Regions from separate parts of the Homo sapiens genome. Here region 2 is linked to region 1. The links are chromatin contacts, found by Hi-C in ENCODE. All regions are on one chromosome and are shown on one strand. Each heading gives the region's core, a stretch centred on a gene start or an enhancer-like site at or near the end of the contact. The rest is flanking DNA. Distances are from core to core; before and after follow the strand shown.

Region 1 (4,376 bases), core at 1,171-3,670:
GTGTCTTGTGAGGCATCCCATAATAAACCATAGTGGAGTCTAGTTTTCACTGAACAATACTATAATATTTTGTGGGAAAGTCATGGGCTAACCTAACTTTCATTTAACGTGCATTCCTGGGAAACTTACAAAACTATCTAAGGCTAAGATTAAAACAAATTTTAAAACCTTCACCATTCTCTAAACCCATGACCATGAAAGACATTACTAATTAATCAAGGACTTTCTTGAACCAGATCTTCAGCTGCAAACCCCTGAATCATCAATTCACCAATGAATTAACTTGATTTCAACAAGAAGTTTCACGGTTACCAAGGAGGCAAGGCCCTTTCCACCTTTCCCACTGTCCAGCTCTCTATCCCAAGTCCGAACAGCAATCTCCAGCTAACTAATCTAACTAATTCCTGATGATCTTAGATGAAAGACTTTCATCCCAAATCCATCCATCTCCCCCACTTCCCTCCTCCCGTCCATGGAAAAAATGTCTTCCATGAATCCGGTCCCTAGTGCCAAAAGATTGGGGACCACTAAGGTAGAAAATCGGTTTTAAAGCATTCTTGGATAAAGTCCAACTAAGCACCGAGAGGTGTTCAGTTTCCAGCAACTGTGCGTTGAAGCCTCAATGTTCTCTTTTTTGGGTATCCATCTCATGAAGCAAATTCTTACAGGCAGCAATTGCTTTGAAAATTTTTTCAGTATTTCTTAACCCGAGGTTTTTAAAATGTACTAAGAGTCTTCATAATTCGATCCTCCTCCACTTCCAACTTTCCATCTTTCAACCTGTTTCTTTGTATTTCTCCTGAGAAAAGTTACATTTTCTAGACATTCATCAGGGTATGGCCTCTTTACAGGACCAGTATGAGTCACTACATAAATTATACACATATATATTTATAAATTATCTAAAATCTAAATAAATGTTAAAAATATATTTATAAGTCTAGCCCTTTGAGCTTTGTCCTGAAATATTATTTTTAGGAGCCTGACAGTGTGTTTATTTATTTAGCCAATGAATACGTTACCAATAAAGGTGAAACTGACTTTTCCCCTAAGGGGTTTCGTTTACCAGGAAAACGAACGTAAGTTGAGGATAGGGGTAGAATACAGGCCAGAATTTTGTTCTTGAAAGAGTAAGAGGACTTCTGGTTTTGAAAGCTAGAACTGAACTCAAGAATAATAAAGTGGAGATAACAGTACACATCTCGGTTTGGACAAAACGTAAGAGTGGACAGAATCAGGGAAGGCTGGCCTTCCTAAACATTGGAGCTTTCCAGGAGAGTCGGGGGAAAAGAGCACAGCTATGAAATCCTGTGAGAAATTCCAACAAACACCAGGAAAAAAGATACACTTCCTTGAGCAATATTACTCAACTCAGACTTATGTTTGATTCAGAATGAAAGAATTTTCTTTTCCAATAAATTAAATCATGATAATGGCATCTTTCATGAATTTAAAAATGTGTTAAATAGTATCAGCTATCTAGAACATAGTGAGGCGAACACTAAATCGGCATCCCTTGCAGTTTCCTTGGTTTCAGGAAAATCATTATTTGTGCTCAGCTAACTGGTCCCTTCCAGAGTTTTCATGCTAGACTCAAATCTAAGTATTTATTATAAATATTATAAAATATAAATTATATTATATTTCGTATAATAATATGAAAAGGAAATTAAATGCTTCTCTTTTCTTCAACTCAGTCTCCGCCAAGGCAGGAAGAACTTTTAAAGTGGTGCGTTAGTTTAAGGAGAATCATAAACCATCAGGATTCTTTAATCTGGCTAAAGACAGGCTCTTTGTTTCTAACTTCTGATCACTAGCGCCCTCCTCGGGAAAAAAAAACACGACAGGTTTCTTCCACCAACAGGCTGCTCCCTGTTTCTGGTTCTCATAAAAGAGAAATAGAAGAGCTTTGGAAGCCAGTGGCAACGATAGAGGGGATTGCTAAAAGGGGGTGCTTCTTCCCACCAAGGACACTTTGGACGTATCTATGGATTTATTTGGGTGCGTCCCAAAAATCCATAGCGACAAATCTCTTCTGGAAAATCAAGTCTTTTGGTTAGCAAAGGCATGGGGGAGTGACACCATGGCACAAGGAGAGGGGAGAGAGAAGCTGGCTTTTGCACCCGCAGCTCAGGGCCCCAGACGCATCGCAGAGCCACGGGTGCCCACGAGCAGGGTCAGCTCTCGGGGGCCCTCTTCCGCAGCCCAGACCCGGGACAGGAAGTGAGGGAGCAGGGACAGATCCCGGGGAGGCGCGCGCTCGGTACCCGGAAGGCGGCGGCTTCACGCTCGCGGCTCCGCGGCCAGGTCGGGGTGAAGGGGGCGCGGGAGTCCGCATCGCCGCCGCCCCGGCACAGCAGCCACAGCAGCCACGGCAGCCACGGCAGCGCCCGCACGTCCATTGCGGCGCCCGGCTCCTCTGCCGCCCGCGCGGCCTGTTTTCTCTTTCGGTTCCTCGGCTCCTCCCAGCCTGGGCTCGAGGGGCGGAAGGAGCTGGGTTGAGTGCACGATGCTGAGATTGACCCTTTTTTAGGTCCCCGGTGTTCTGTGACTGAAAATCCGGTCAGCTGGAGGCTACGGACCTCCTTGCTGAGGCTAGTTTTTTTGTTTTTGTTTTTGTTTTGGAAGAGTCAGGCACTTGACCATGTGCTTTCGAGGTTTCACTTCCATCCATTAGAAAAAAAGAAGCCTGAGAGTCATTCTTTTGTGTGTGTTGAGATCAGGTCTCACTGCAGCCTCGACCTTCAGGTTCAAGTGCCTCCTGCCTCAGCCTCCGGAGTACCTGGGACTACAGGCGCGTGCCACCACCCCAGGCTATTTTTGTATTTTTAGTAGAGATAGGATCTTGCCATATTGCCCAGGCCGGTCTCGAACTCCTGGACTCTAGTGATCCACCCGCCTTGGCCTCCCAAAATGCTCACAGGTGTGAGCCACCTGGCCTGCCCTGTGAGCCACCGGAAGCTGCCTTTTTCCTTCTTGCCACAATCCCTAAGTTCAAGACCTAGTTCTGAAGTGATGTGGGCCAATACATAGAGTCATCCATTCAGCAGATGTTTATAAATACGTAACAAAATTGTACAGATGTGAAAAGCATACACAGTTTTTGGATCTATTATGGCAGTTTCAAAACTCTTGAAGCCTGTTTCTCCGTTTGCAAAGGAAGATAGAGCCAAGTACATAATTTGCAGGGTTCCGTGTAAACTGAAAATGAAGTTCCCTTGTTCATAAATTGTGAAGAATTTCAAGACGGCAACAGCAGAGCATTAACCCAAGCCATGGGCCTTCTAAGCACCCACTTCTGCACAGGTCACACACTCATGAACCTGGCTCTACCGAGCCTTTCTATTATCATCTATTCTGAACAAGGCTTCCATGTCTGTGAAATTCATATCATTACCCTTGTAGATTTTTAGAACTAACATCAGATTTATGTCTTTAGTTTTTACCTAGGTGCAGTGAGTTACAATATTCTCCAATGCAAACTTCGTAATAAAAATAAAAATAATGTTCCGAGTATTAAGAGGAAAGACACAAGAGTTTTTTATGTACGTTCATGATAAGATATATTGCTCTTGGCAAGTGTGGTGATAAAGATTTTATTTAAATCATAAGTTCACAGAACGATGTTCATGTTTACCTCAGCAGTTCTTTTGTACTTAGCCCTTTTTTGTGACTCATACAAGCACATACTTTTCTTTTTAAACTGAACTTTGCTTTCAGATCATAGTCCCTGTTTATTGACAACCTACGGAGTCAGGAAATTTAAATATAGGCAGTCATCTTTACTTTAGGATAATTGGTATTGTAAAAAAGCCCCTTGAACTAAACTCATTTCAGGAGCTCACATCAAGTATTTATTGAGTACCTGCTAAGTGTCAGGCATTCTTCTAGGTAATGAGGATATATCAAGTAAGTGGATAAGTGACTAAAGGGATGAAAATCCCCATCCCTATGGGACTGATATTTCAATTGATTTACATCAACAAATATTTTATTGAGTACTTCCTAAGTGTCAGGCATTGTTCTAGGTCATCAGGACACATCATGGATGGAAGTGCATAAGTGACTGAAGAGATGAAAAGCCCCACCCTGTTGAAGCTGGTATTTCAGTGAGGGGGAGAGACGCAATAAAATTACTACAGGTTGAGGATCCCTTATCCACAATGCCTGGGTCTGGAAGTGTTTCAGATTTCAGATTTTTTCCCCCCAGATTTTGGAATATTTGCATATACATAATGAGATCTCTTGGGGATGAGACCCAAGTCTAAACACAAAATTCATTTGTGTTTCACTTATGCTACTGACTGAAGGTAATCTTACTGACTATTTTAGGTAATTTTATGCATAAAACAAGGCTTTGAATGCATTTTGACTAT
Region 2 (4,376 bases), core at 1,256-3,755, 2.7 Mb after region 1:
AATTTTATTTTTAAAATTCTCATCTCATTTTATAAGCAGGCTGAAAATAGCTTAAGGCTTTGAATCCAATGCCCATGTTATTTTCTTTCAAAGTAATCAGTTTTCAAACTACAGCACTGGCTCTTTCACGGAACCTAAGAAATTCTTTAATATTGAGTAGACTTTGAAGAAACAGGTCTGCTAGAAAAATATCCATTATGTCTGAGATATGACAAATCAGTATAGTTGTTTTCTTTTTTTTTTTTTTTTTTTGAGACGGAGTTTCGCTCGTTTCCCAGGCTGGAGTGCAATGGCGCGATCTTGGTTCACTGCAACCTCCGCCTCCCGGGTTCAAGTGATTCTCCTGCCTCAGCCTCCTTAGTAGCTGGGATTACAGTCATGCGCCACCACGCACAGCTAATTTTGTATTTTTAGTAGAAACAGGGTTTCTCCATGTTGGTCACGCTGGTCTCGAACTCCTGACCTCAGGTGATCCGCCTGCCTCAGCCTCCCAAAGTGCTGGGATTACAGGCGTGAGCCACCGTGCTTGGCCCAGGATTGCTGTTTTCTATGAAAATACACTAGAGTCTCAGCTCAACAAGATGACTTGGACCCCTTGACACTAAGCGCCAGATATATCTGAGAGATTTCATCATAAATAATTCTTACTGCTATTTGGGTAACATGGGCATTGACCTGTGAACACTTTAAACAATGAAAATGTATAGATCAAAGAACAGAAACTCTGAGCTCTGACAAATAACATTAAAAAATCACACACAAATGCAGAAAACACTCAGCTCCTGGTGGAAAATTCACTTTTCAGCCAAACGTTTTCTTCACCAATGATATAAAATAAAACAGTGTTCCTCAATAACACATTAGCACTTCATTCTACATATTTACTTGCAATCAGTTTGTTCTGCAAAAATAAAAGCTGGTTAAGCACTCTAGTCATCCTTAAAAAAAAATACTTGCGGAGCAATGAGATAATCTAGTTCATCCCCTAGTTTCCAATCTGCAGGAAAGGTCAGGCCACAGAACTCTCCCAGGTTACACTCTACATACCTCATTCCACTTGACCCACTCAAGAGAACATAAAACTCCCCTTCCCTGTCTTCTCCCCTCCAGTGGTGTGTGAGTTACGGTTGGGAGGTGGGGTGCTAGTTTCTGGGGATTCGAGATTTAACAGAAACTATCCTAAGTATGCATTCTAGCAATCATACAAAGGGAGGAGTCCTGAACTAAACCGTCAAAGAAGCCAATCCACGTGACCTAAACCCTTCAAGCTGGGTCCAGCGCTAAGCAGGCCTGGGGCAGACAATGGCATTATCAGCTGTCCCTGGGCAGGTGGCCAACTAGAACAGCAGGCTCTAAGTCCCATGGAAAGAAATCACAGCCTGATCTCAAGTACCCACAGAAAGCCAGCAAACTCATGCAGTGAAAACTATTCTCCGAAACCCATGCAATGAAAACTATTCTCCGATGGGAAAGGAGGAGGCAGAGAGCCAGCAACAGGCAGCGCAGAGCTGCGTGGCTTCGGGTTACTGCGGATGATTGAAACCAGAAGGCGAGACAAAAAGAAACCAGTGAGGGGTGGGGCGGGTGGAAGGAAAACCCCTTAAGACTCCTCACCACTAAATCTAAAGGGGGAACCCTCAGAGAGGGGTGGCACTTTAGCTGCTGGCATCCCCCCCGCTTCCCGCCCGCACGCTCTGGGGCGCAGAAGGGCCGGTCGTCCCGGGTCATGGGGGTTGGGGGACCGATTCCCTAGCCTCGCGAGCCCCGCCGCCGCCGGTCTTCCCAGAGGCGCCGAGGGGGGACGCGGTCCCGACACCACACTCACGTCTCCGATCTGCAGCTCCACTTCCTCCAGCTGGTCCACCGTTGGGCCGCTGCTCCTGCTCGGAACTGGCCAGCCCAAACTCACTGGGCCGCCCGGGGAAGATGCTGCAGAGGCGTCTGAAGAGGAGGGAGAAGAGGGAGGCGGCGGGGGCGGCGAAGAAACCTGCAACTCCTCAGGGTCGGCCATGGGGAAGGGTTGGGACCGCGGAATCCGACCCGAGAAGCCGAACCGACACCAACTGTCTTTTAACCACTCGCGCCCAAAGCCGAAAGGCCCCGCCTCCTAACGCCAGAAATCCCGCCCAGTCTCCTCGTGGGTCTCAGCCCCGGACCACAAAGACGTTTCATTTTTCGGGACAGCCAATCATATGAGTCAATTCACCTTAGGCAACTCACGGCTCCTGCGCGAGCCTCCAATCGATCTCGAAGGGCACTCGTAGAGAAAACTACACCTCCCAGGAAGCCGTGTGCGTCGCCCCGCCTTCTACTGCCTTTCACTGCGCGTGCGTCGTGCTGTGGGATTCGCGGACCCCTCTGGCCGCGCTGTGGCTGTTTCACCGCTCCCCGGCTGGGACTTGGAGTCCCTTATCTTTCCCTGGTTTGGTACATGACCCGGAAGCCTCGGCTGGCCGTTGCGTCATCCATGGCGCCGGCGCAGAGCGAGAAGGAGGTGGGAACGCCGTGAAGCAAGAGCGGTCGGCAGAGCGGGGAGGCGAACTGCAGCAGAGTTCTTGCTTTCCGGCAGGTGATGGCGCCCCCCGCGGCCTAGAGGTCCAGCGCCCGCCGCGAGCAGCGGACAGTCCTCCTGTTGTGTCCGACCGAGAGTCCTGGTGACTTTGAACATGCTGGTGCCGCTAGCCAAGCTGTCCTGCCTGGGTGAGAGGAAACGGGCGGTGGGGATAAGTGGAGGAGTTAGGGCAAAAGGGACAAGGCCGGTCCTGGGGGCTGTAGGCACCTCTCGCCCCTTCTCTCATCAGCTTTCTCAGGCTATCTAGGGCAAAGGTCACGCGCTGTCAGCCTGTTGGGGGACCCTGGCTTCCTCCCTCTGGGGTTGCCCCAGTTGGTAGAATTAATATCTAGGCTAAAGGTCAAGGGCGGGGAAAACTTGTCAACACGCCCTCGGCATCACCACCACCTGTCAACACACACACACCTCGGTGGACTCCTGAACTGAGGCTTCCCAAATCCTGGTTCTAATCTTCAAACCTCTGTTGGAAATGGAAAAAAAAAAATCGTATTTGCCCAGTTTTTCTCCCTGGTCCTGACCTGACTTTCGTCTTCGGAGCCATTCTAGTTCAGTCTAAAGAAATTGAAGTCTGATCTGTCACATCATGGTTAACATTCATATGTTGACCAAGTCACCCAAGTGTATCTGGAGCCAGTTTTTCTGCGTTGTCTAAAATTAAGGGCTGGGCGTGGTGGCTCAAGCCTGTAATCCCAGCACTCTGGGAGGCTGAGGCGGATGGATCACCTGAGGTCAGGAGTTCAAGACCAGCCTGGCCAACATTGTGAAACCCCATCTCTACTAAAAATACAAAAATTAGCTGGGCGTTGTGGCCCACTCCTGTAATCCCAGCTACTCAGGAGGCTTAGGTAGGAGAATCACTTGAACCCGGAGGTGGAGGTTGCAGTGAGCTGAGATCGCACCACTGCACTCCAGCCTAGGTGAAAGAGCCAGACTCCGTCTCAAAAAAAAATTAAATTAAATTAACTCTAAGGGCTTTATCGTGTTATGGGTATTCTGTGAACCATCGTGACAGATGAAGTTGGATGGTCTTTTTAAAGTTTTACTTAAATTTTTGTTGTTGTCGTTAATTCAAACAGAAAAGTTCCCTAAAGGATCTCATATTCTGTCATAACTGGCTTAATTTTTTTAAATCTTTAGTTTACTTAAGTTTTGGTGATAGAATCATTAAGTCTAAATATTCCAAATTCAAGGATATTCTTATGAAATTTCATGAAAGTAGAATTTTGTTAAATTTGGCTTCCATATATTAAGAAATTAGAACTTTGTTTAAATTTCATGTCACCCATGCATTTTTTGCTGCACTTAATGTATGGATAAGATGGTGTTTGGAACGTTAAAGTAGTCAGATGCTATCTGCCTTAGAGCCTAATTTAGATGCAATCAGCCTTGGGCCCAGTGCTAACCAAATTCCACTACCATTTCTGTTTTCTTTGGATGGCAATTCATTGCCATTTTCGTAGCCTGCTGGCATGAAAGAGGTAGACACCAATGTGCCATCAGTGTGACTTTGATATGGTGATGCTATGAGTTCAGTGGACTTTGTGACTTCTCTTCTCAACCACGGAGACTGAATATTCCAATCTCTAAAGTGAGATATCAGATGTGTTTTCAGAAAAGGGGTAAAGGTTGTGACTTTTTTTTCCAATCCTTTGGAGAAATTCAGACTACACAGTTCCAAATATTCTCAAGAAAATCAGTAGCTATACAAGCAGTAGAAATAGTTTGTCATATGTCAGTCATCAGTTTTCAGAAGTAAATAACTTCTATGCACTAAACTACAATGCATTGAAAACTAAATATTTTA

The links. A loop is a pair of places that touch in the nucleus more often than their neighbours do. Pooled maps may share reads with other maps.
Region 2: a loop to region 1 is called in a pooled map, with 25 times the contacts of the local background. The contact joins the promoter of ETFDH here to the promoter of CTSO in region 1. A Hi-C loop is called at or near these places in 2 of 37 single-sample maps with no recorded cell type and 12 of 50 pooled maps.

The regions. Positions count from the first base shown.
Region 1 is chr4:155,951,446-155,955,821 of GRCh38, forward strand. It overlaps CTSO (cathepsin O), which reads right to left and starts at 2,421. Exons shown (of 8, transcript NM_001334.3): 1 at 2,268-2,421. The coding sequence starts at 2,402. RefSeq lists an enhancer at 3,532-3,826.
Region 2 is chr4:158,669,791-158,674,166 of GRCh38, forward strand. ETFDH (electron transfer flavoprotein dehydrogenase) reads left to right here and starts at 2,506. Exons shown (of 13, transcript NM_004453.4): 1 at 2,506-2,700. The coding sequence starts at 2,667. C4orf46 (chromosome 4 open reading frame 46) reads right to left here and starts at 2,097. Exons shown (of 2, transcript NM_001008393.4): 1 at 1,826-2,097. The coding sequence starts at 2,011. RefSeq lists enhancers at 1,076-1,712, 1,713-2,349, 2,192-2,751, 2,353-2,854 and a silencer at 1,702-1,771.